Linked DNA regions of Mus musculus: region 1 is linked to region 2. The links are chromatin loops, found by intact Hi-C in ENCODE. Cell type or tissue: heart. All regions are shown on one strand. Each heading gives the region's core, and the rest is flanking DNA. Links, peaks and the distances in the headings are about the cores only. Region 1 overlaps Ntm (neurotrimin). Region 2 overlaps Ntm (neurotrimin).

Region 1 (12,830 bases), core at 1,869-9,868, 66 kb before region 2:
GGAGAAATTAGGCTAGAAACAAATGGAGTAGACACACAGCTTTGAGGTCTAGATTAGCAATTAAAGAACCATTGTTCATGTTTGTCCTGACTTGGATTTCCTGGGTCACAAGATATAACACTCTATTTCAGCTACAATCAGCATGGATCCATTCTTTTGTAGTTGACCCACACAGTGTGTATGTGGGTATTTGGTTCCTTTTCTTCCCATCCTTTGTCCTCTCTGCACTTTGGTTAAGGAAGAGCCTACATCTATGTTTGCAGATTTCCCCATGTGTCATTGGCCATTGCACTCCCTGCATTAGGGTCGTTCTCTAGATCTGCCCCTGTACTTTTGATCTGCTTTTCTTCAGAGCATCCAGGTCTTTGCCTTCACCTTGCATTCCCCTCTTCCTTCTTGTTATCTACCTTTTCTGGTATCAACACAGTTATCTGAGTTACACAATTATCTTCTTCACATCTCTCCCAGCCCACTGCTCTGCAGTGAAGCACACTGCTAGTGCCTGTAGTTTACTTGGGCTTATGGCCTGTGACTGTGACCTTCATAAGTATGTTTCTGTTTGTGTGTGCATCTTCTGCTCTCAGGTGAGTCCAGAAGGCTAGTTGTGGCTGGAGTTCTGTCTTTCCCTTTTCCCAGGTCCTAGGCCCCAATAAAATGATTTCTCCTTTGGGGCGGTCCTCAGTAAGAACAGACGACCCCAGACATGTTTCCAGTCAGTCAGTTTTTCTTACTCTTGCCGGAAACATATGGGAAATATGTTTTCTGATATTAATTTTAAGAACATAAAAGTAGAGCACATAGATATAAAACTTATAAAAGTCAGGGGCCTCCTAAAGCTGGGCCCTTTATATTTCTCATACTTGAATATGCTGGGTCTCTGCCGGTATAGCCCATGCCTCTGAGTCTCCCTATACTGGTACTGGGTTTGGTGCTGAGCTCCTGCTCCTGGGGACACCTGTATAGTCCTAGCTACTTTGAGGACTCCAAGAAAAACTGGAGACTTGGTTTACTCTATTTATCTGCTTGTACAAAGGTTCATAGGATGAGAGACAAAATGCGAAGTCGTTTGTTCTGGTGAAGTTTGGTTAACAAATCTTGTTCATGCATTCCAACCACAGAAAAGGAGCCATATGGGTCTTAAGTTGTAAGGAAATGGAGGACATAACTGCAACTGACTGGTGGCTACTACTATGTGTTTTAACAGATATTTTTTTAAAGCAAACCATACAAAGGAGGTAATAAATGACCAAAGAGGGCCACGGGCATAAAATCAATTCTGTGTATTATTCATGGGGAAAGAATAATCAGCCAATTCATTACAGATCTTCATGTTTGTATAAGAGGGTCATATTTATAAAGCACCATCCCTGTTCCACATGAGTGAGTTTGTCATAGCACTGAGCTATCATCCTTTAAATTGATCTGAAAACATTACAATCTTTTTTGATTGACTTCTTTTCCTAAAATATATTATTGCTCAGTCTTATTAAGCGAAGCAGAGAAAATATCATTTAAATTATTTCTTACTATGGCCATAATTGTAAATATCCATTACAAGTGGCTGTCCTCAGGTGGAGCAGTCCTCAAGGGCTCTAGAGGTGACTAGGACCATGTGCATCAACACATGGCCTTCCCATCTCTTTAAAATTTACCTTGTCCAACCCTCCTTACAGCTACTCTGAAAACCCTCACCTACCCCACACCTACTAAAGCAAAATAAAATCTCCCAGACCACTTCATGTTACACACACAGTTATAAAATGTCTTGTTATGTGACCAAGAAGCTGAAACTGAAGTGTTGTTTATCTAATTACTAATGAGGCTGTACACACAAGTTGAGTGCTGGTTTATAGGATAGAAAATAAACCATGTTTAACAAATTAATTATATGTACTTATATACAACTACCCATTATTTAATTTATAATTAAATAGATAGATCTGTGTATAAACAAATACACGGCGTGCACTTCCTATACAAGAAATAATACTAAGCGAAGAGTAAACAGTAAGCCAGTGATGTAGAGGTAGTCCTGGAAGATCCACATAGAATGTGAAAAAAGTGAGGAATGAGACCACTTACATACTGGCTTTTCAAGAGAAAGTGGCGTATGTACAGGCCCTGTGTCAGTGCTATGGTTGACATCGGGAAAGGTTAAGGGACAGATATGGTTTGGGCAAAGTGAAGAAGATGAAAGATAGAGAGTCTAGGAGCCAAGAGGTAGCAGGAAGTTAGCTTATTGAATTAATTAGTCAGCTATTGACCGTAATAATGCTGAGTTTCAAATCTCTTAAATATATAAGATAGCCATTTCTTTTATACTTCTCAATTTGTGGATTGATAGAGATTATTGTAGCCTGTATACTGGGCTCAGGATGATCTACATGGTTTTATGCTGAGTTTGAGGCTAAAGAGATGCAACTCACCTGCACATAGAGTAGAACTGTGCTCTAAAAGGAAAACAGAGAGCAAAGTGATTGAGTTATATGATGGCATGCCTCCAGCCTGAGCACACTCCTCTGCAAGCAGCCTGTGGCCAAAGACGGTCACAAGGACAAGCCCTGCACAGACATGGTAAGGATAAACCTGCCTAGGTGGACATGCATTCTACCACTCAGCAGGGAGCAGACCAATGCAGAATTATGGGAGAGTTCTAGCAGACTCAGACATGGCTTGTCTTTGGAGTTGGAAATACCAGTTGCTTAGACATTGTTCTGTAGTCTTTTCTGTGAGCAACTCTCCAATCCTATTGCTTCCTGCCAGGCTTTCCTCTAAAATTTACTTTGCTCACATTCTCCCATTTTTTTTTGCTTTTCTGCTTGTATATGTCTACATTTGTCCTTAATTGACATTTTTAAAATAAACACACCATTTCTTTCCCATTCATTCCTTAACCAAATGGATGCATTCTGTTATATTCATTAAAGCTGTGTTGATCAACAGTCTCTGACTCTTAACATAAATAACAAACCCTCCTTCCTTGCTTTACTTATCCTTCCCTCCCTTTCTTCTCCGGCGTTCTCTCTGCAGCAGTAGGGAGTAAGCTTAGGGCCTTACAGGTGTTAAGGAAGTGCACAATTTTTCCCTGAGCTCCATCTTAGCTCTTGATTTGGGGATGGCATAGTTTCACTATGTATCCCACACTGGCCTGGAACTTGTGATCATGCTGCCGTGGGTACAGGAATTCACTGACAACAAGTTTGTGAGTGCTGGGCACATGTGTTCACCACCCGCCCAAGCTCCCAAGTGCACAGCTGGGTGTTAATGTGATGCCTCAATTGCTTGGTTCACCACCAACTCTGTGATGACTTCTCTCCTCCTCCTCCTCCTCCTTCCTTTTCCTCCCTCTTATCTCTTTATTTTTTGCTGTGGTACCTTGTCATCTGCCTCATTCTTCACTATCACTGCTCCAGACTGTTGTCAACTTGTTTCCTTGTATGTTCTCATCCTCCTGGGCTGTTCTGACCCCATAAACATCAACTTCATCAACGATCAAGTTGAGATATTCTTAGTGTAAGTCTCTTCCATTTTCTGAGCTTGCTCTTTTGCAAAGCCTGTCTTATTTCACCATTTCTCCCACTGACCTTGATTTCAACTGAGGCTCAGCTCCTCGGGCTACTTCTTTGAAACAAACACATAGAAAATGAGCTATCCCCTAGTAACTAGAAAGATGTAGGCTTATCCTTTAAGCCTCAACTTTTACTTTTTAACTTAATCATCATATGTGTTATACTCAGTCTCTACCTCAACATGGGCTCACTACTGAATTGACTTATGTTACAGTCAGTTGTTCTCCATAATATCAGTATCTACATTTGCATTTACAGATTAGGTAAGCCACCTGATTCAAATGTTACTTCTTCTAAGAAGCCGCCTCTGGATGTATATCCAGGGTACAGTGCTTTGTTACTTGTGGAAACACCATTTTTTGCATGTGTCCCAATGTGTTTACCTTGTGTGTACTTGTTTGATCTACCTTCCTAAATTAAACTTCTCTCAGACAGAAATAGGTATTTTTCCGGTGACTCTCAAGTACTTAGTCTGGCGCCAAGGGTTTCAGTCAACACTTGTGAACATCCCAGTGGTATCATGTGATCAATGGCTCCAACTTAAGTAAAACATGACCCAAAGTAGCCTTAGACTCATACTAGTTTCCTACCTTCAGAGCTTCACCTCTGCAACTCGTAGTTAAGTCTGCTCCATTGGAAAGTATTTTCTTCCCACTCACTATATACAGATAATGAGAGTGGACCCACAGCTTCAGGCAAGCAGCACAGGGTGATTTACATGAGCTCTGACAACTCCAGAGGATCACAGGCATCCATGGCTGGATGATAAGTATGTCTCCTGTTATTTCCAGGCATCGTGAGGTTTTATTTTTGTCATCCACCAAATGGACTTGGTGTCAGGCAGTCAAATACCTGGCAATCTGCCTAGCTGAAGAGATATCATAAGTGGTGAATGGACATTATTGTGTGATAATGGTTTCCAGCAGCAATTGAAAATAAATTCCAATGCAAAGCAGAAAGCTTTGTTGCCAGGGGAGCCTGTATCGATCTTGTGGCCCCGGTAAATAAAATAAAAATTGCAGGTGTAGAGAGGAGTCCAGCCTGTCAGCACCATTGAGATCTGAGCAGCACAAGTAGCTGTTTCCTGCCAGCAGTGAGAGACTGCAGTGCTATACGCAGTTTGATGAGTCCTCCATCTCTATGACTACTATGGGTTGGATCTGAAATGCCTCATGGGTTCAGGCTTTGAATGTTTGTCCTGCACTTGGGGACACTATTCAGGGGACGTTCTGGACACCTTGGCAAGTAAGGCTTCATTGGGGTATATGGATCGCCAGAGTCATGCCTTTAAAGTTTTAGCCACCCTCTGCTTCCTCACTTCTGTGACCACTGCCATGTGAACAGCCTTTCCCAAATGCTCCTCCTGCCATCCATGCCGCTGCTGTGCCACCAAATAACCTCCCTGTTGGACTATAACACTCTGAAAACATATGGAAAATAAATCTTCTACCAGTTCAGTTGTTTCTTTTGGGTGTCTTCTTGTAGGATTACACAATGTGGATCTGATGCTTCATGGGTAGGTTCCATTACAGATCAAGGATGCAACTTTGGCATGAGAAGGCAAACAAAGGCCTCTGAAGATCAGCCAACCTGGTTACAGGACAGTCTCTCAGATACTGCTTGGCCCTTGCAGAAAGAAAATGTTTATGACTAAGAGGTAGGTAGGAGCCTAGATTGCTGGGTGTTTCTCCCGTTGTGGGTTAGTCAGTATAGAAGTGGCATAACCTTTGTTTGCAACTTAAGGCTGAGGATTCAATTATTCTTAACGAGCTTTTGGAAGAATTAGTCATTACAGCCTCTCCAGTGTATAGAAATGCACTTTAGGAAGACTCTTAGGGGTTATCCCCATATTTTCTTTTTATTTTTCTTTTTGGGTGCAAGGAGCCAATGCCCCACAGATATATAACATACATAGAGACCATTGTTAAGTTAGGTACTTTTGGAGTCATTATCAAACTGTATGTCTCTCATTGACTTTACTCAAACCCTGGCAATTGTATTAATGCAAAGATATTTTTTTCTTAATGTGGCATTAATTTACCACAGAAGAAGAAGAAAAAATCCCTGATAACTTACAAGTGTTTAAAGATCTGGAAACTGTTAATTCTATCTTGATTTGGAGACTAGGGCTCATGTTTTTATAGAGCTTCTATGAAAAAATACAGATGATATAGTGTTATCCCTTCCTTTCTTGTACATAGACCAACTATCAGCTTCTCTTGGATAACATTGTCTAAGTTTGTCTAACAACTAGGTTTCATGAGGGTCCTGAAGGTCCCTCGTGACTAACCTCAGGACAAATACTAGGGGAGGTCAGTGCACATCATACATCAGTAAGGACATTGGTGATTTGTGACTAGAAAGCTGAAGTATACAGCACTTGCTCAAAGAGGCCACTAAATAATAGAAAGAAGGTTTCTATCCAATCCAGATAGGACCACAGGGCCTCTCTTGGTTAACCCTTGGAAGTAGCTTTATATTAGCATTAACCTGATTTAAACATCATCCAAAGGATGGGTAGCAAACCTAGAGAGCAGAGGATATTCTTCCCCCTCCCCCCCCGTATTGTCTGAGAGAATCTTCTCAATACCCCGTGGGTTGTCCCCTCCAATTTAATTCACCATGGCTGCATGTTTGGGGAAAGATTTTGTAGTTTCTTAAGTTGCTGAGTGTGCAGTTTTCCTGCCTTTGGTCTCCTCACTAAACTCCTGTGCTGATTAGCAAATGTGCACATAACTTTGAACAGTTAACCTGCATCTGCACCCCATGTAACAAGCACTGTGCTGAGGAATACAGGCATCACTAACACATTTCCACTTGGCTACTATCTTGGTTACAGGCAATGTTAAACTTATGTTTATATTTCTGAGACTACTATTTATATACTGTTCTTTCTATACTTTTATTGTTGAAGACTCCTATCTATCTATCTATCTATCTACCTATCTATCATCTATCTGTCCATCTATCATCTATCTGTCTGTTTATTTATCTATCTGTCTATCTATCATCTATCTGTCTATCTGTCTATCTATCTATTTGTTGCTATTATTGTTGTTTGCCTTTGGAAAAGCAGGAGGCCTGTCAACAGAGAGAAATTTGAAATGAACACTTCTAACAGAGCTTAAATGAGACTGATAGTTGGGCTCTTGAAGATGTTCATGTTCGTCTATAAGATGCTATATTTACAATTGCACTACAGTAAAGTGAGTTTCCTCTCTACTCTGTAGCTCTCATTATCCATACCAGTCATTTGGCAGTTAATTATATACTGCCTTGTGGCATTATAATTCAGCGTTTTATGTATTTATATTATCTGTGAAAGTGGACTCATATCCTTGAGGGGGAGAATTGAGTGTTATGCTTCTTTGTTTCCTCTAACACCTAAAAGAACATTGTATGAACAGTCGGCTGTCAAACAATATTTACCGAATGATCTACCATGCAAAATTTCTTAATGTTTCTGCATAATGGTCCCAGAGAGAATGTTGCATAGAAATAGACAATATTCTTCACAGTATTAAAATATTTGGTAAAATTCCACAATAGTGACGTTTCAGAGGTTTGCAAATTAAATGCCTGAGAGAGTATAAATTGTCTGTGGTGTGTGTGTGTGTGTGTATCTATGTATGTATGAATGCATCTATGCACATGTGTGTGTCCACAGGCATGTGTAACATTTTTGAATGCACATGTTCACAGACCCCTTGCTTTCATCTTTAATTTGGAAAGTCTTAATCAACCCCGCTAAAAGGATGATGGGTGCTGGCTGGGTAATGGATGTCTTGCTATGGCTGGTGAGCCTGTAATGCCTCAACTGGAAGATCATTAAATCCCACATTTCAGCCTGTCTCTTTGCCACCTATCAGCAGCAGCAAATCTGCTTTAACAGCCCAGAATTCCCTTATCTCTCAGTGTCTGTGGACATGTGCTGCAGCTCTCTGTAGATGGAAGATAGAGCTGCATCATTACCCAGGGGTGACAAGGATATAATTTACAGGCTCAATCACTTCTAGTTACCATGTAATTACAGAGTTATTACATGGTCATTTGTTCCTGATGGACACCAGTGATCTCTTATCCTGTTCTTTTCTGTGGTCTGTTTCCCATCTTATGCTACAAAGAATGTTTAGTTTCTTCTGCATAGAGTGTTAAATGGTGTACTGGGGAGGAAGGACAGGGCGATTTGGGATAAGATGCTGATTATGCTGTGATGCTATTTGTTCTCCTCAATTGGCTTGGTGATAATGACAGCATCCCGTGGCTTCCCTCCCCTAGGCTTCAAGTTCACATTTCCTCTATAAAAGAGGATAGAGACAATATTGCACTTGGCAGCATGGGGGAAATTGGGTGTAAGGAAAATTCTGGCCCATTCTATCCAGAGTCACTGTGGCAATATCAACCCCAAGATGGTGTCACTGCCTGTTGTAATTTGAAGCTCATATTAACACAGTGCTTGTTGGAAGAAAAATTATTTTTTATAATGAAAAAGGAGAGGAAAACATTTATGTGTATAATTCAGTATCATGGAGGAATCAAGGGAAGGCTCAGTACACTGTCCAATGTCACCCAGAAAATGGTGTCTGGAGCTCATATGACACAGCCTGGCTCAATTCACCCTGACGGGTTTAAGTGAATTACATCCTCAGGAGGCAACCTACTTTTAATTGCCTGCATCCTTGAAACCATGTGAAGATATTTAAATACTAGCTTCTGTTTACTCAACGACCTAGAAGAGTTTGATTTTATTGGTTATGAATGAATTAAGAAGTTCAGCACCCATTCAACCTCTGAGAATTGCATTATGAATTCATTCTTTAATCTTAGAGAAAACGGACTGAGTGAGACACGTTGGTTGCAGCTAAAGAAGGGTCAGATGCATCATGATGTGGATATGGGGATAAGGTTTGGGAGTTAGTCCTAGATTCCAAGTCAGAGACAGTAGTCCAACAATTGTCATATGGACCAGACTGTTACTCTGGTCCTTCCCAATGTGATGGGATTGATGACTTCTCAAGCTGCAGAGGAGACTCAAAAAGCAACAATATGTCTTGAAGGCAGGGAAACAGGGGCACACAGTATGAAAATGTTCAATGTTGTCACAAAACAACTTCCCCACAATATAGGGTGCAAAAAGTTGGCACATTTCAGTGGATGGAATGCTGTGACTCGTTGTTCCACCAAAACACCTTGCTGATTTAATTAGAACACTCTCCTCCCCTTCCAATGACATAAGAATGGTGCTAATTATAATGTAACTTCTATGTAACTAATGTGTGCAGGTAATACTGTGATTATATATAGACAGCCATATGCTGGTATGCAGTCTTTTTTGATGCTATTAAGCTACTGAAGCGGATAACTCCATGTCCGTGCACAAAGTAATTGCACCAAACTAATTTGTGTTTGCAAACAGATCCCACATTAACTATGTACATAGGCAGATTTGCAAACAAAATATTATTTTGTGTGTGTGTGTGTGTGTGTGTGTGTGTGTGTGTGTGCGCGCGCGCGCGCGCACCAACCCCCATGTGCTCACATGCGCGCATGTGCAAGTGCATGCACTCACACACATGCACATATGGATAGGTTGAAAGTGCTTCTTTTCTGTGCAGAAACGTTTTGCATATGCCTTGTGTTGCTATTCTTGATTTCTTGGTGTCTTTGAACTTAAGGTTAGCATAAGCAACTCCAAGTTTCCCTTAGAAACACAGAAGTCTGAAGGCATCAGAATGTATGCTCAGTAGGAACTCTGGCTTATTTCAATCAATCCATCTTCTCTGATTTTGTGTGCTAAGCTTATGAATTCCTTGACCAGTCTTTTTCTGGCATGGTTAGACTCTGCCACTTTGTAAATATGCAGTGATTTTTTTCCAGCTGGAAGAGGGAGGGATTGGATTGAGAATGGTCTCTGACGTAGTGATTGTTGAGCTCCGAGACTTGTAAGACCTTTTGGAGCAGGGCCATTTGCAAGCTGGATCATGTAGGTACTCTCTTAACTTCCCCGAGTACAGTTTTCTCAGCCATAAAGTGATTCTGGACTCTCCTACCCCTAGGGTTCTACTGAGGACTGAGTGGGGTTTTATTTTTTATTTTTTCATTAAGACATTACTTTGTCATCAAGAGTCTGTGGCTGCAATGACCCATGGCCCTGTAGAGTCTTCTTTCTTCCTTCCATAGCAGCCATTGATATTTTGCACATTTGACTTATGTCTAACCTTAGTTGTATTGCTTTACATATGGCACTGATCTCTGTGAAAGCAGTGACTTTGTAAATTGATGCTGCCAAGGAGCTCAGTCCAGGAGGAATACCAGGATAGTCTCTTATGGATTTTTGTCACAATTTCTACCTTGGTTGCTCTACGTGTGCCACTGGAAGACACATGGAGCAAAAAGGACCAGAAAACACATCAGAAAAATCTTCAGCAGATGGGGCCAGAGGAAGTAAAATCTGAGGGATCAAGCAGAGCTAGCAGACTTGGGGAAACTGAGTCTCGATGGATGAAGCCTGAATGAGTGAAAGAAGAGGTATGTGGCTAAGAAAACTGTAGGGTAAATCCCTGAAGCAAGCTGGTTTCCTAGCATAGCCCAATGGGGGAACCTCTGGTTTAAAGGGAGAGTATCTGCCAAAATTTGTAAGGTGAAGTGTGATCATACAAGATAATTGATGTCTACCTCTGACTTCCACATGCATGCACACACGTACGGCATACTCAAACGTGCAAGACATAAAAATAATTATTTTACAGTAAAGTCAGAAGGAATATTGAGTGGGAAGCAGGAACATTTAGTAGGACTAGAAACCTGATGCTTACTTGCAGGTTTTTCATGAACCACTGGAACTAGAAAATGTGGATAAGGCAGACCAAGGCTAAGTACTTACAAAAACAATTCAAAAGCATAGCTAATATAGGAGTTGCATATAGTATAGGAGTTGTACTGAAAAAAACAAAGTGGATGCATTTGGGATACTTCCTAGTGGAATATCCTTCCTTCATTGTCCAGGAAGTATTTGGAGAGTGCTGTCTAGTTTTATGTGAACTTGACAAAAGGTTGAGTCATTCTGGAAGAGGGAACCTCAATGGATAGAGTAACTTGTGTTAAATCTGTAGGGCATCTCCTTGATTGATAATTGAAATGGAAAGGCCCATTTTACTATGGACTGTGCCTGCCCTACCCTGGGATGATTGCCTTCAGTTCTCTAGAAAGAAGTTAAGGAAGCCATGAGGACAAGCCAGTAGGCAATGATCCTCCATGGCTTATGCTTCTGTTCCTGCCTCCAGGCTCCAAATTTGAGTTCCAGCCCTGCCTTCTCTACGTGATACAGTGTGATCTGGAACTTGTTAGCTGAAATAAACCCTTCCCTCCCCAAGTTGCTTTGGTCATAAGGTTTTATCACATAAATAGAAACCCTAGGATATGGGCATTCTACTAAGAATAGGAATAGCACCAGCATATAAAATGTTGGGAATTTTGGTGAGACCATCTAGCTCCAAGAGCTATGCACTGTCCTTTTAAGCCAAAGTTCTGTGACAACATCTCATACTGAAGTAGGTTGTTCTGATACAACTCACTGAGACTGTTGGACAAGCAAATAAAGATAGGTTCATTTCAAACTCTAGAAATTACAATTTAATAATCATAATTTTTCTTTGATCAAATTTTTCCGCTTCCCCAGGATGTTTTTCTGTCAGTGGGTGACCTAACTCTGTTCTCATCTTGAGAAAGGGAAGTAGACTTAAATATAAGCCTGTGCTCTGGTGTCAGGTATAGATTTGCCTCACCACTCTCTAGCTGTAATAATGTCGCATATGCACTTGATTTCCTTGCTGGTTTATAAAGAAGTAAATGACTTGCACTGTGGCTGCTGTAATATTAAACTAGTTTGTGTGCATGGGAGTCACGTAGTAGGTCTCCAGTAAATGACAGTGTTTCCTTCTATTCATAAATTTAAGCTACTCACAGTCTTCCATGTTCACCATTTAAAAGAAACAATCTCCTTATGTTTCTCAGACTGGAGCCTTTCTCTGTATGAAACACAGCAGCCTGTATCTCTGGGATATTTTCTGTCATTTTAATCTTGTGTAATGTGTGTGTGTGTGTGTGTGTGTGTGTGTGTGTGTGTGTGTGTGTGACAAGGAAAGAAACAAAAAGGTGTTTTGTTTGGGGGAAAAAACTTCCTGTTTCTCTGGTTTTGACTTTTAAGAGTGTAAGCAAAGGGATGGAGGCAAACTGAAGAGCATCCAGGCGTGGCTGGAGAAGAATGCAGAAATGAAGGATAGAGTCATTCTGACATGATCGTGAAGGGCTTTTGTGCATCCAGTTCCCTCAGATGCATTCAGAAAATCCTTAGACAAACCTAGACAGTCGGCCATGTGTTTTATTTTTGTCTCAGGTTATTATTAATGTGCTGAGTTGGGAGATTATTAGGCTATAATTCCCTGAGATGCATTTCTGTCTCTCGGTGGGTAAGGATGCACAGCCACTTGCAAAGCCACGGTTTCAAAGTCTTGCTGCTCTGTGTAAGCCACAGCAGCAGCAGAGGCATGGCTATTATCAGCATCTGAGGTAAATATGTCCCCTGCTTTAGAATCCCTAGTGCTGTGGCCTGTGGGAATCAAAACCGGAAGATCAGGCACAAGTTCTGTCTCTCCCATCAATTATCAGCTTGACTTTGGATAAGGACTGCCCATCACAAGGCTTTACTATTTCATCTGAGAAATGGGAACATTATCACATGAAGAAAATTAAGTAAATCACAAACATCAGGGATTGACCTATAAGACAGTGGTGTATTATTTGCTGCTAGTTCTCCTGAACTGACAGGTTGCTCTTTAGCTAAAGGAAAGATCCAGGAGTCCCTGGTTATCGTCAATTCCCCCACTCCCCATGGATCATGTTTAGATCACTGTTAAGAGCATTAATAAATTGACTTTTTTCATAATTCTCTTAGCAAGTCTACAGCCAGGCATTTTACTCTACATATTAATAAAGAATCCAGTTGAGTCTAACATAGAGGACTTCACTTTAACCTTAAAAGCCAAATAGCTTACCTTTCCTCTTTGTTCTGTGTAAGAGAGACATTTTGGTCTGCATATAAGAATAAATATGGGCTCTTTCACTAAAAAAACCAAACAAACCCAATGGAAGTTTAAAACATTGTGGTAGTCAATTGTAGGTCTGCAGTAGTTCCAGATGTATAGCCCTGTGTTGCTTTCTGCTGGCAAAGAACAACTTGACATCCTCCCCTATGCTCCTTTA
Region 2 (12,830 bases), core at 2,223-10,222:
TTCCCTAAGGGTTGCATCCTTAATAAATGCACATAGTTTGATGGGTAAGATTTTGGTTTTCATGTCTCCTTGGCCAGATATTCTTGAGCAGAAGAGAACCTATCCACCTGTATATGGCCTCCTTTGTCTACCACAGACTGGGTTGTTTTGATCATAGCCACAGCAGTGTGCATGGGATGTGCTCAATATTCACGTGAACATTACATTCATGTTTGATTAGGGACGATAGGAATGTCTTCTTTGTAACAGCAGCAGCTCGCTGGAAGCTGGTCAGGGGACTTCGCTGTTTACAGCTGGAAGATTCAGTGCTTATCTTCCTGTGGCCACCTGTTTCTTAGAGATCGTGTCTTAATTAACTCTGTGTTATCGAAACAGAAATTGTAGCAACACGACAAAATCAAATTGTACATGAAAGAGAGAGAGAAAGAACAAACTCTGCTGACCAGAGTAGGGAGCCTGGAAGTCTTTGGGGGACTGGGAGGGTGGGGGACTGGGCTGCGGGGCTTGCTAGAGGCTGCCTACTGAGGTTTGGAAGAATAAAACCACATCCTGTTGCACTTGGAAGGAGACGTAAAGTGCTTCCAAGCCAGTGGTGTCCAAATCTTTTTCATGACATGAAATTTATTTTACTAGTGATCATCCTACCTGCGTAGTTTCTTGTCTATCTTCTTTCATTTTTTTAAAAATTTCTGATTAATCTGTTGATCTCATGACCCCACTGCAGGCACACAATTTGGAGATGGGCCAGCAGCCTTCTCACCTAAACCCTCAGTTCTTCTTAATCTCACATCGCTGGACTCTATAGACTCCTCCTCAGCAGCACCAGGCTCAACGTTGCCTTCAGGGTTAAATTCAGACAGGCCTAAGGAACAGGACTCTCAGGGCACCTTGCTGTTCTCATGCTAAACAGACTGAGAATCTATGTAAAATTCAATGCCACAAATGATCTCTGGAAAGAGGCAGGCATTTGCATTTTCACTGGGGAAATGTGGGTAACAGTAGGCTCTCTGCACCTGCCCTACATTCCCACACCAAAACACCAAGGGGAGCCCCACTACCCAGACTGGCTATTCCCTAAATCTTCCAATCCTTGCTCGCCTAATCCTTTCCCTAGTTCTCTTCCACTTCCCCCAAAGTGGGCCAAGTCCTTCTTTTGGTACTCAACAGCATTTAAACCAGTCTTCCTTATAGACAAGATAACTACAAATCTGCTATTCCAAGGCCTTTTGTTTCCACTGCCCAAGTTAGCAGAGCTTTAGGAAAGGAGAGTTTCATTGAAATCCACCTGGTTGATAACCACACCCACTTGCCTCCTTGCCATCTCTCCTGGAAGTAATCTATGGCCTAACAGAGTTTGTTTAGTACCCTAGGCAAGATTGATCGGCATGGTTGATAAAATATGCACTTCATGTTGTTTTTCTGAGTGGAGATTGATTCAGAGGCTGGTTAGCTAGCATCCACGGGATCTGGCCCTGGCAGAAGAATAATCAGGGGAAGAGAGTACAGACCCAGACAGTCAAAGGTTCAGTTTGCATATGCAAGCCCCCAGTGAGCTGTGCCTCCAGCACCTGCTTCAGGGATGATTGAATCCCTGCTTCTGGAACCACAAGTGGTGGTGTGAGTGAGCCTTCCTCATTAACTTCTTAGACGCCCATTGTGTCCTTTCCTTCTGCACTCGCCATCTGATCACATGGAGTCTCAGAGAATGGCATTGACAGAAGTGCAACTTCCAACCATGAGCTGCTGCAACGTGGGCTGGCTGTTTTGCCTGTTTTCTCTTGTTGCTCAGGAATCTTCCTTCTATTCTCCGAGTACTCCCCATTTACACATGCACACATATACACACGTACACACACACATTTTTAAGCCGTGTTGAGATGTGTAAGGTGAACTATCAGCTGTGAGTTAATGATGAGTATCACTGTCAAACTTTACAAAATGGAATTCCGTCCGTCCGATGGTGACGGTAGACTTCCGAGTAGACACAGTAGAGGGGACTATGACAGCTTTTTCAATCCAGTTATGAAAGCATTTGCAGTTCAAAGCAGGTGAAACAAGAATGCAATCTTAGCGCGGAATGCTCATTTGTATCTGAGTATTTCAATAAATAAAATGGTGGGGGAAATGAAAGCAGACCTGTTGTCTCCAACCCACTAAATTTAATATCCAGGCTATTGACTGACAGCTTTTTATCACCATAATTAGTATGGATTGTTCCTGAGGCCATTGATCAGCCTTCCTACCTCTCTGGACTTCAGTTGTTGCTTTTTTCTCTCCCTCTGGTCCTCCCCACCCTTTTATTTCAATATTGATTTTGACAGTGGTGTTCTACCGCAGAGAGATTGCTCACTCAGACAAAAGAAAACCCAGGGTGACATCACCCTTCTCTTCTCTGCTGACCTGTGACCTGACTCCTTGGTACCACTGGCCTTCTGCTCCTTTGTTCTGTACACAGGATTATGTTCTGGGAAAAGCTACAGGGAATCAGCCATGAAGCCCGTGTTCAGTGGACACCTGTCCAATAAGTTAATATTCCTATTTACTCTGCCTGGGCAGAGTAACAGAATAGGATAGACTGAAGATGCATTGTTGTGATGCAATCAACTGTAAATAGCACAGGCTAGAGACCACAGTCAGTTCTTCACAGCACAGGCTAGAAACCTATTTCTTCTCGCCACATTCTGCCAGTCTGATACTGCCTCCTTCTTACCCTGTGTATCTATCATCAGGGATATAATTTGTATCCCTTAGTATCTCTTGCCCTAACTAAGATGGTGATTTACTATCTCCACTGCCCCTCAACCTGTCTTGTTAAGCCCAACCTTCCATCCCTGGATCCTGAACAGGATTGCAGGAAGAATTATGCAAAATACCAACTTTCACTATACTCCTAGATCTCTGTGTCTAAGCTTCTTGGAGCAGCACATGTCACTCTCTGAACCAACCCCTCTTTCTGGGCTCTCAGCCCCATTTCTAGGCACTAGAGTTTAGCACTCCAGGAAGATGGAGTTGCCCATGGTTTGCTCTGCTCTCAACTGTACTGTGCCTCTGTGCCTTCCCCATAATGCTTTCCATTTTTTTCTCCTTGACTTCTCTTTACTCATCCTTCAGGAATGATCCCTCAGAGCATCTGATATAGGAAGAATTCTTTCTTCTGAGATTTTGATACAAGGTGCCTCTCATTTATTCTCCCAATGAGCAAAGGGGGTTGCCGATGTCCCTTCAGGTGAACCACAAGCAAGATATCTGCTACGTTTGGAATGGGCTCCACATTTCAGGTGTTCTGTCTATCGTAGTGATACTGAGAAATGGTCGAACCTGTAAGGGCTAGAGCCTAGGGGGAAGGTAATTAGGCCATTTGGGAGCCATTATTAGAAGGGAATAATACAGATCTTACAGAATGAATTGGTTCTCTTGGGAGTTGATTGGTATAAAGTGTGGTCACACCACACATTTGGCCTCTCCTGTACATGGTGGTTTCTGCCTTCTCCACTATTTTATAATGTAACCTAGGAGGAGCCTAGGGAGACCCTAGAATACCTGGGGTTGCTTAATCTTAGACTTTCAGCTTCTGTAACTATAAGCTAAATAAACGTACCTTCTTTATGGAGTAGGAAGCCTGGCTAGTTTATTACTAATCAGGAGGTGGTCAAAGACATCATCTTTCCCTAAAGAACTCATATGTTTCAGATCAGTTGCATTCCACATTGTAGCTTAGTTTTGCCACTTACACAATAAAGTATACATTTCATATCAGATTCCTAATGGAATCTATTCTGCCTCATTTTGAGGGAAGAACAACTTGTCAGCAGAACTTTCATGAAGGACATTTCCTAAGTAGAGGAAATGCTAAGCATTTCTAGACATGCCCCCTGAGCCGGCACTGGCATCGCTGCCCTGCTGTGCTGGTGACAGCCTCTGGTCCCAGAGCTGTGGGCAGTGTGGAGCCTGTCTCCACATATCCTGGAATAGAGCCTCCCTCAAACTTCCAGGTGCTTGCACACATCACGAGCCTGGTGTCAAGCCATTAAACTAAGTGCAACTCTCTCCTTCGGAACTGAGCACGGCAGAGCCAAATTGGACTGTAAAGGCCTTGCATTCCTTGGCCCCAGGGAGCCTGAGGCATCTACAATGCAAATTGGCCTCATGAAGAGCAGAGTGTGCCAGGGTCTGCCTTCATCTGATCCCTATCCTGCCTAGTGTTGAACATCGGCAGCAGATGTTCCTGGAGGTGACTCCCTGGATGCTCACAGGCATGGCGGGCACAGCACAACCCCACTCAGCCTCTCCAAGCTTAGAGAAGACGAGAGTTGACTGAAACCAGTTGGCATGTGTTTTCGTCCAGATTGGAATGCGGCCCTTGCACAGGTTTTGGGGCCCACTGTGGCTTCAAGTAAAGCTCACTGAAGACATGCAATTCTTAGCGGCATGGACGCCTTTGCCTTTGTGTGTGTGTGCTAGCAATTCTAATCTCAGGCATTTTCTTGCTGTGGAGAGCACCACTGCAGGCTCAGGAACTTTGACGAGAATGCCTTCTCACTTTCTTACCCTCAGTCAGGCTAATTAACTTTTGAACTGTTAAATGATCTTCAGATTATATTTTTTATTCTCTCTAATTCAGTTATATATGACTGGAGGCCAGCAAAAGTGAAGGCACATGTCTGTCTTCCATTCCAGAGATTTCTGCAGAATTTACATATGTCTGAAAAATATGTCAGTCATCATATGCCACCGCCTAGACCCATGTCTTGAATGTGCTACCCACTGGCTGTAGATCTGGTTGAGAGACAGCCTTGATTTCTGAGATTCCATATCCTCTATACTAAATAAACTTCTTCTGGGTTGGTGTGAGGGTCAAGGGGGCACAGATGCAGTGGCCTGGCCAGAAGCAGGAGGTTATTAACTGCCTTTTCCTTTATCCTTGATAGGTCTGCAAATGGCCTTCTTACAGGGAGGGATTCCTGGCCCATGGCATCTTTCATCTTCAAATAGTCTGCCTAATATAACTCCATGTCACACTTTCATATAACACCACGTGTATCTGAACATTGTGGATAAATGTGAGAATATTTGCTACAATATTTAAAGTAGACATTTCTGAATAATTCTGAGATTACGGGGCAGTTAATTTTCTTTATCCATCATCTTTCCTCTCTCCCTTCCCTTGTCTCTTTTTTTTTCCTTTTTCCATTTTTCTATCTATCTTTCTTACTTTATATTCTATTTTTCTTACATAAATATTTTGAAGGCAGCAAAGATTAAAAACACTAACTCCTTTAAAAGATGATCCAACAGGAATCTGAGTGAACTGGGTGGTCTTGAGCCTCTGGAAAGCCCAGCACTGTCACTCGGACTGTGTGTTCTTCCTCTCACTGAGAGATCACTCCCTTTGGCCCAGTCTCTACCACCTTCCTCCCATCCCTGGCCTCTAAGGAAGCCCTACTGAGGGCACACACTCTGAGCCCAGAAGACTGAGCACAACCAATATTACAATGCTCCTCCCCGAAGCTGTGCCCACTTAGTGAGGATGAATAGAGACTCTGAACTCAGAAAACTCCCAGGGGGAAGCACTGGTAAGTTTGGGATAAATAAATGTGTGCTTATTAATTTAATACGTATGGTTAGAACATGAGCCCGTCTGTACTGGCGCAGAAAAGAAAGCTATTAAAATTTATTTAGTAGGGGGAGACCCAAAAAGAGAAATCAATCCAGTGGGAAGAGCAGAGAGTGTGAGGAGCATCATGTAGCGGAAAGAGAGATGAGGCAGGCGGGGCTGAACAGAAGCCTGTGTTAAGGTGCAGGAGTAGAAAGGAGGAAAGACCCAAGGGCCTCAGTGGAAGGGCTATGATCCCCAGCTTCCAAGATAAAACCCGGTGCTGAAGCAGCAGACGCATGGCTAATTGTCTCTAATTATCCTGAGCTGACCTCTCCAGGTTGGAGTCCCAGGCAGTTGGCTAGCTGACACTGCAGGTTTCTGTCATTTCACAGCTTTGATGTCCAGGCCCCAGAGTACTGAACTGATTGCTTCCTGCTGGGGTACCTGGGCTTGGGGAAGTTCTCAACTCTCCTCATCTTTTTCTCCTTAACCTAAGGTTGCTTTCCAGCTGAAGAAATCCAGGGCATTCTCTACAATACCTTGCCAGCCTTCAGGAGGGGTGAGGCAGAGCAAGTGAATCATCTTTGCCAACCTTCCGAGTCTCTGTTCTAAACCCAGCCTCTTTTCTGCAAAGACATCTCGAAGTTAATGATTGGAGGCTAAACTGGGACCAAGTGCTCTGTGGAGAAGAGGGTGGGTGTTGGCCTGTAGCCATCAGTGAAATAGCAAGGTTCAATTACTTGCTCCCTGAAGCTGAAACAATTGACATTATCCCACATAATATTACTTGACCTACATTTTCACTTGAAAGCTTTCAGCTACCAGTTTGAATGTTGAGTTATAAATAAACACATTCAAATGACAGGAACGAGAGGGGCAGAACAGCAGTGCCCACTAAGCAAACACCTCTACCTTCTCATCTCTTTACATTTGGTGTCTTGTTTACCCGACTTCTATGCAACGGCAGTCTTCAGCTCGTCCACCTAAAGGGGACTCATTCCCATGTAATAAGGAAGCCGCTTTACCCAGGAAGGGGTATCAACGTCCATGACAGGGAGATTTCAGCCATCTGGATTCAAAGGGTCAGATTATCCACTGGCAGCAATTAAGCGGCTCCATGTGGAGCAGCCACGTGACCACACCAAAGGCGCTGCCAAGACAGGAGGTTAGTAAACAGAAGTACCCGCAGGAAGGCTTCCAGGTTGGCCACAGCCCTGGCCACTTGGCATTTACACAGCTTCCTCTCTGCGGCATCCCATCTGTCTGGGCCCACACCCACCTATAAGCTGTCTGCAGAGAGTTTAAACAAACTAGGACCGACGAGCTGATTTTGTTTGAGATGTTAAAAGTCCAGAATGGAGTGGATCTTCAGGGAAACTCTTAAGCATCCACAGCACCCACAGCATCTGCAGCATCTGCAGCACCCACAGCATCCACGGCATCCACGGCATCCACAGCATCCACAGCATCTGCAGCATCTGCAGCACCCACAGCATCCATAGCATCCAAAGCACTCACAGCACACACAGCACCCACAGCATCCATAGCATCCAAAGCACACACAGCACCCACAGCATCTGCAGCACCCACAGCACCCACAGTATCCACAGCATCCAAAGCACTCACAGCACACACAGCACCCACAGCATCCACAACATCCACAGCACCCACAGAATCTACAGCACTCACAGCACACACAGCATCCACAGCATCCACAGCACCCACAGAATCTATAGCACTCACAGCATCCACAGCACACACAGCCCCACCCCCAAATCTACAGCATCCACAGCATCCACAGCATCCACAGCATCCACAGCATCCACAGCACCCACAGCATCCACAGCATCCCTTCCCTAGTGGGCAGACCATTCCTCCAATGTTGTCAGGCTGCATGATCTGCTGGAGCTGAGTGGAATGGTGACTGTAATCATTTACCCATAAACACATACAACACAGGAAGTTGCTGTCTCTGCTATTTTATTATGAGTTTTTGTAGAGGCAGGGTAGCTCTCTGAGTTCTCCGTGCAATCTACGAATTCTGAAAGTTAGAAATCCCCAAAATATATAGAACCTCCCAACACTGTAGCCACTCTTCAATACACCAGGTGTTTACTTATCAGGTACCATACTACTACCCTGTAGTCTGAAGTCAGACTTCTTCTTTGGACCCGCTGGTTAAAAGAAAAAGGATTAGGCCTTATGACTACAGACTATCACCCAGTCAATGCCCTCTCCTGATTTCTAGTTAGAGTCTTCTCACAGGATGCATACGTAGGTATGCACAAGAATTTCATATCTATTGATTGATACTCCCCTGTCTTCTTTAATGTACCCAAGCTGAATATGGTGTAAGTAAAAAGGCTGGTTTTTGTTTGTGTGTTTTTGTTTTCCCACATGAGCTAACAACAGCTTTCTAGCCACTAGTCTAAGAACAGTCTAGAACTCATTATGCCCAGCTTTCTGGGTTTCTAGGGCTTACCATTCTTCTTATTGTCTTTGTCCTGCTTTGCTGGGACTACCTTGAGTTTTGGTGTATGAAGGATCCAAGCCCATGTCTCCTTTTGTAGCCTGGCTCCATATGTATAATTGGGATACTTTGTGTCAGTTCACAGCTTTGTTTCTCTCTCACCTGTACTTACAGTAACAGTGCTTTGATAGATAGCCCTACCCAGACGTACCAGTCATGACCAAGGTGAAGGAGTTTAACCGGTGACTCCATCAGTGCACCATAGGTGCAAATATAAAACTGAATTACTAATTCCTCTTGAATCCTCATCCTCCTGTGATGGAGAATTCTCCATCTCACTAACATATAACACCTTCTACAAGGCTTCTCAGGATGGAACTGTAGTGTTCCCTCTTATTCCTGCTCTTCCATGTATCGACATCTCCCTTATTTCTAATCAACCTGCAAAGTGTATTCCTATTCTTTACTTCTGTTCTTAATTCCACAACCTGTATTTTGGCTCACCATTGTCAAACGGCCATAGAGTCTTGAACTTCCTAACTGGCCTCTCTGCTACCAAGCTCTTTGTGGTACACCGTCCTCTGGGAAAACTTGGAACATCATTTTAAGAGAGAAACTGTATACCAGGTTGTTCCCTAATTTAAGACCATTGACCAAACTTTTACACTTAAAACTGGGGATAGTTACCAACAAGACCTGCAAGCCCTTTCCCCTACCTATATATACTTATACAAGTCGACGGTGATGGATGGAGTATGTAGCCCACTCCACTCATCGACTCTCAGGTTATGGAAAATATGCCCCATACATTCTTGCTCCTTACCACATGCTTGCACGACTCTCTTCAGACTGACCCAGGTCTCCATTTTGATACCTCCTGATTACCTCTTAGAGATCAAGACACATGTCTTCTCCCAAAGATGTGCTTCTATAAAGGCACAGTCCCAACATATCCACTCAACTCAACCACTGCCCTTCTTCAGTCCATTGTGCTGTGTGCTGTCTTCAGAATACCATGCCTTTCTAAAATCACCCTTTCTCGGGGTTCCGACTAGCACCTCAGCTTGAGGAAGGAGGAGGGCTTTGCGTTCTGAGTGCTGTAGCTTTGCCCCTTACACCACATCTGGTGCAGACTCAGAACTGGACCAGTGAATATGAACACTCGATGGGACAATGAGGCATGTAGTCCTGTCAGCACAGTTTGCTTGGCGCTCCTAGCACCAGTAAGCTTAGTAATTAACATCCTTTCAGATCTCACCATGACTCATCTCTGCCAAGGACACTTGTGTCTCTGGAGAGTTGGATCGTGAACAGATGGCTGCAGTATGACCATAACTATGCATGTGCCCAGTTTATTCTTTAGATCACGGATGTTTGTACCATGGGGCTTGGGGTTTCTCCTCTTTCAGCTAAATGTCTTCTCTGGAAAGGTCTTTACTCATATTCATGTTTGGTTAAGTTTTTATAGCAAGAAATAATTTAATGAACTTGGTATGCTTTTACTTCTTATTAGAAAAATTACATTAATGCATACTTTAATTTCTAGATATATTTCCAACTTAGATATGAACAAACACTGTAATTTCTTGAACATACTAACTCACACAGAAGAGATTCTCCTATCATCTTCTTGGAAAGGAAGTAAGGTTTAATTTTATCATACTGTTTTAAAAATAGGGAGACAGTGACTTAAATGTTCAGGCCAACAAAATGGCTCACAGAACAAAAGTGCTTGACTTGCAGACATGATGACCCAACTTTGAGTCTCAGAACCTACTGTGACAGCAGAGAGCTGATGCCTGATAGTCATCTTCTAACATTCCTCTGTCCTGTGCACATGCCCAAATTCACACACAATACACACAGACACACAATGACAAAAATTAAAATTAAATTCAATCAATTTATCCCTGGTGTCAATGAAGTGATTTAGTCTATGGTAGTAATGTGTATGAAGAAGACATCCCCGAGCCTGTGGGCATGCTTACAAAGGATCTCCCATCTCCATTCCCAGTGCTGAGGATTTCTGCAGTCCTGGCCAAACTAGCAACTCACAGTCTCCCCTGTGCAAAATGGGGTTGTTTTAGATCAGGGAGAGCCTAAATTGACCTTTTTAAAAAGAACTGTAGATGCCTCAAATGCCAAAGTCAGCTGAGAAAAAAATGATGCACCAGGTTTCAGACTTACTCTTTTAAAGATGTCCTATCTAATTTCTTCAGTCTGTGAAATAGAATAATAAATGGTTTCCAGCAAGCCACTCACCACCACCAGGAAAGTGGAGACTGTCTCTGTAATCATGATTAGTAATGAAGATATATTACCACAAGTTTATATTTTCTGGGGAGGTTTTCAATGGTTTGTGCTTGAGGCATAAGGGAACCAGTTTGATACGAATATAGGCATTTTGGCAAGGGATAAGGGAAACTTTGCTGTGTTCAATGGAGGCTACAGATGACTCAGATTATAAATAGCTACTACACAGCACAACAAAAGGTCACAAGATCCCTTTCATGTTTGTAGCCCTGGTTGTTCTAAAAGAGAGCAGAACTACTCTCCCCTGCCCTTCTTTGTCATCTAGCAGTACATAGCCTTCTTTATGTCGTACCGCCTTGTTGGTGACTGACGCAGGCTGAGACACAGCTATGCCGCTTAATGCATGTTAAACAGGCCATAGATGAAGCAATCGTGCGTCATTCGCCTGATCTATTATACAGCATTGATAGACAAGTGAAAGAAACTAGTGTCTATACACTTGAATGAATTCAACAACTTGGAGACATATTATATAGAAGTGTATGGCTAACCTTTTAGCGGGAAAATAAATGACAAAAGAATGAGAAAGACATTTTCTTTAAGTAAAAGAACCATTTACTTAGTTAACTTTGGAATTTCTTAGAGTACCTTATGCATTTCTCTGAACTGATAGAAAATGAGGCTTCGGTCTTGAAATGGGGCAGGGCTGGTAGAGTGCACAGCTCTCCATTGAGGGAACAGTTGATGCTGGAGACTAACAAGCAGCACCAAGACAAACCGTGATTGTGATCCACATTTCCCTAAGAATCAATGCTTTCTCATCATATGTTCCTAGGTTCTCAGTGGCTGAGATTTGGACCTGATCACCTGTGCTGACATGAGAAGCAATGTCTGAAGTCTTTCTTTATCATAGCACATTACATAGGAAGGCACTGCATGGTTCAGGGAAGCAGTTGTAAGTCACCCTCTAGATGAAATAACAGGCACCCTGCTTTCTTATTTTCAAGATGGCAGAGATAATCTTCCTTGGTCACAGTTCGAGAAATAGCTGTGGAGGGGAAGCATTGCTTGTTACCTTTAGAAAGGACTTGGAAGACACTTGATTTACCTGCTGGGCCCATTGGACCATCTCTTATGACTTTAGACACATGGAAAGGTTACCCTGGTGAGACCTTGGAAGTGGTTCTTCACAGACACCCTCGTAGTCATTGTTCATCACCTTCACCATAAACACACACACACACACACACACACACACACACACACCATGAAAACTGCCAGATAGCTTTGATAAAGTCAAGGACTTGCTTGCTTTCATTTTATATGTATATAAAATGTATATGTATATTCTATATTGTTATATGCCCTGTCCATGCAGCCCAGGCCCAGCACGAGTGAGGTACTTCATCTGGGTGTTCGTAAGACCCAGGGACTTGGTTTTTAAATAACTTTGGAATCATTGCCATGGTTGTAATAAATGCCTCTGTGATTTGCATTTAAATAGCATTTTCATCCGGAGATCACAAGGAGGGAAGCTATCTTAACTCAATATCATGACCCAAATTCTCTCCATCTGAAAGCCAGCCCATGTGCATAAGGTACACATCTCCCCCTCCATGGCTCCTTCTACTCTTGGTCCAAGTGTCAGGGGGTGGGAGTGGGGAGAAGCACAAGTGCTCTGAAGCATTGGCTTCTCATTCACACCTGCATCAGCAGCCTCCAGGCAGGTGCTCCACTATTGGCTGGGGGACATGAAAGGCAGGAGAAGGAGATGGACTGGGCAAGACTTCCTCACTCCAGAATATCATAAGATATCAGTGAAGGTAACTGACAACTAGTTTGACCAAAGGCAGTAAATCTGTCCCCCACAACCATGTGAGTAGTCACTTTCTAGTATAAAGGGATACCTACTTTGAAGGATCCCATGGAGTCCTTTGGGTTCATTGTTAAAATCAAGGATGACTGAGGAACTGGCAGAAATCAGAGGGAAGAGGAATCTTAAATGAGCATCAGACCCATGTCTTCATTGCCACCAGTGACAGCTCCATCTTGAGGACCCTTTATCCACAGTGTGGCATTTCCTGCAGCCTCTAGTCTTTCTGTCTCTTCATGTCATTCTTCCCCATCTTGTGGAAGGATTCTTTTGCATAGCGCTCAGTTGAACTTATTTCTTCATCAACACATTTTTCTCAGTCCTATAGATTCTTCAAAAGGCATCCTTTGAAGATGTGTTTCTATTCAGACACAAGCTTTTGTTTAAAAAAATAAAAGACGTGTAAATATGGAATGTTATTGAAAGGGTCTTATCTTGCTTTCAACATGACATCTAAAAATATGTTTAAAATAAAGAACAAGTGTTGTACATGGCATGTGTCAAGGCAGCTGGCTTTCTATGGAGAGAGAGCTGGGGAGTGCTTTGAATGTACCCAGCCACCAACAAAAGCATTTTATGTGTCGGGACCAGCCCGGCCCCACCCCCAGACCTGTTTTCTAACTGTCCTTTACTGCTCC

The links. A loop is a pair of places that touch in the nucleus more often than their neighbours do. Peaks named below come from ENCODE experiments on the same cell type or tissue, not always from the same donor. Only the 100,000 strongest peaks of a DNase experiment are listed, where the experiment ranks them.
Region 1: it touches region 2 in a loop (3-fold over the local background); 2 of 42 quality-filtered maps call a loop at or near these places.

Annotation. Positions count from the first base shown.
Region 1 is chr9:29,280,030-29,292,859 of GRCm38, reverse strand. All of the region lies in intron 1 of Ntm (neurotrimin), which reads left to right. Among named protein-coding and RNA genes, the nearest start is that of Ntm, 130 kb to the left of the region's middle. In heart, for the core only: no CTCF peak of the experiment used is centred there; no DNase peak of the experiment used is centred there; H3K27ac peaks cover 857 bases.
Region 2 is chr9:29,214,608-29,227,437 of GRCm38, reverse strand. The region is part of intron 1 of Ntm (neurotrimin); the gene reads left to right. Among named protein-coding and RNA genes, the nearest start is that of Gm15520, 190 kb to the right of the region's middle. In heart, for the core only: no CTCF peak of the experiment used is centred there; a DNase peak (open chromatin) is centred at 6,767.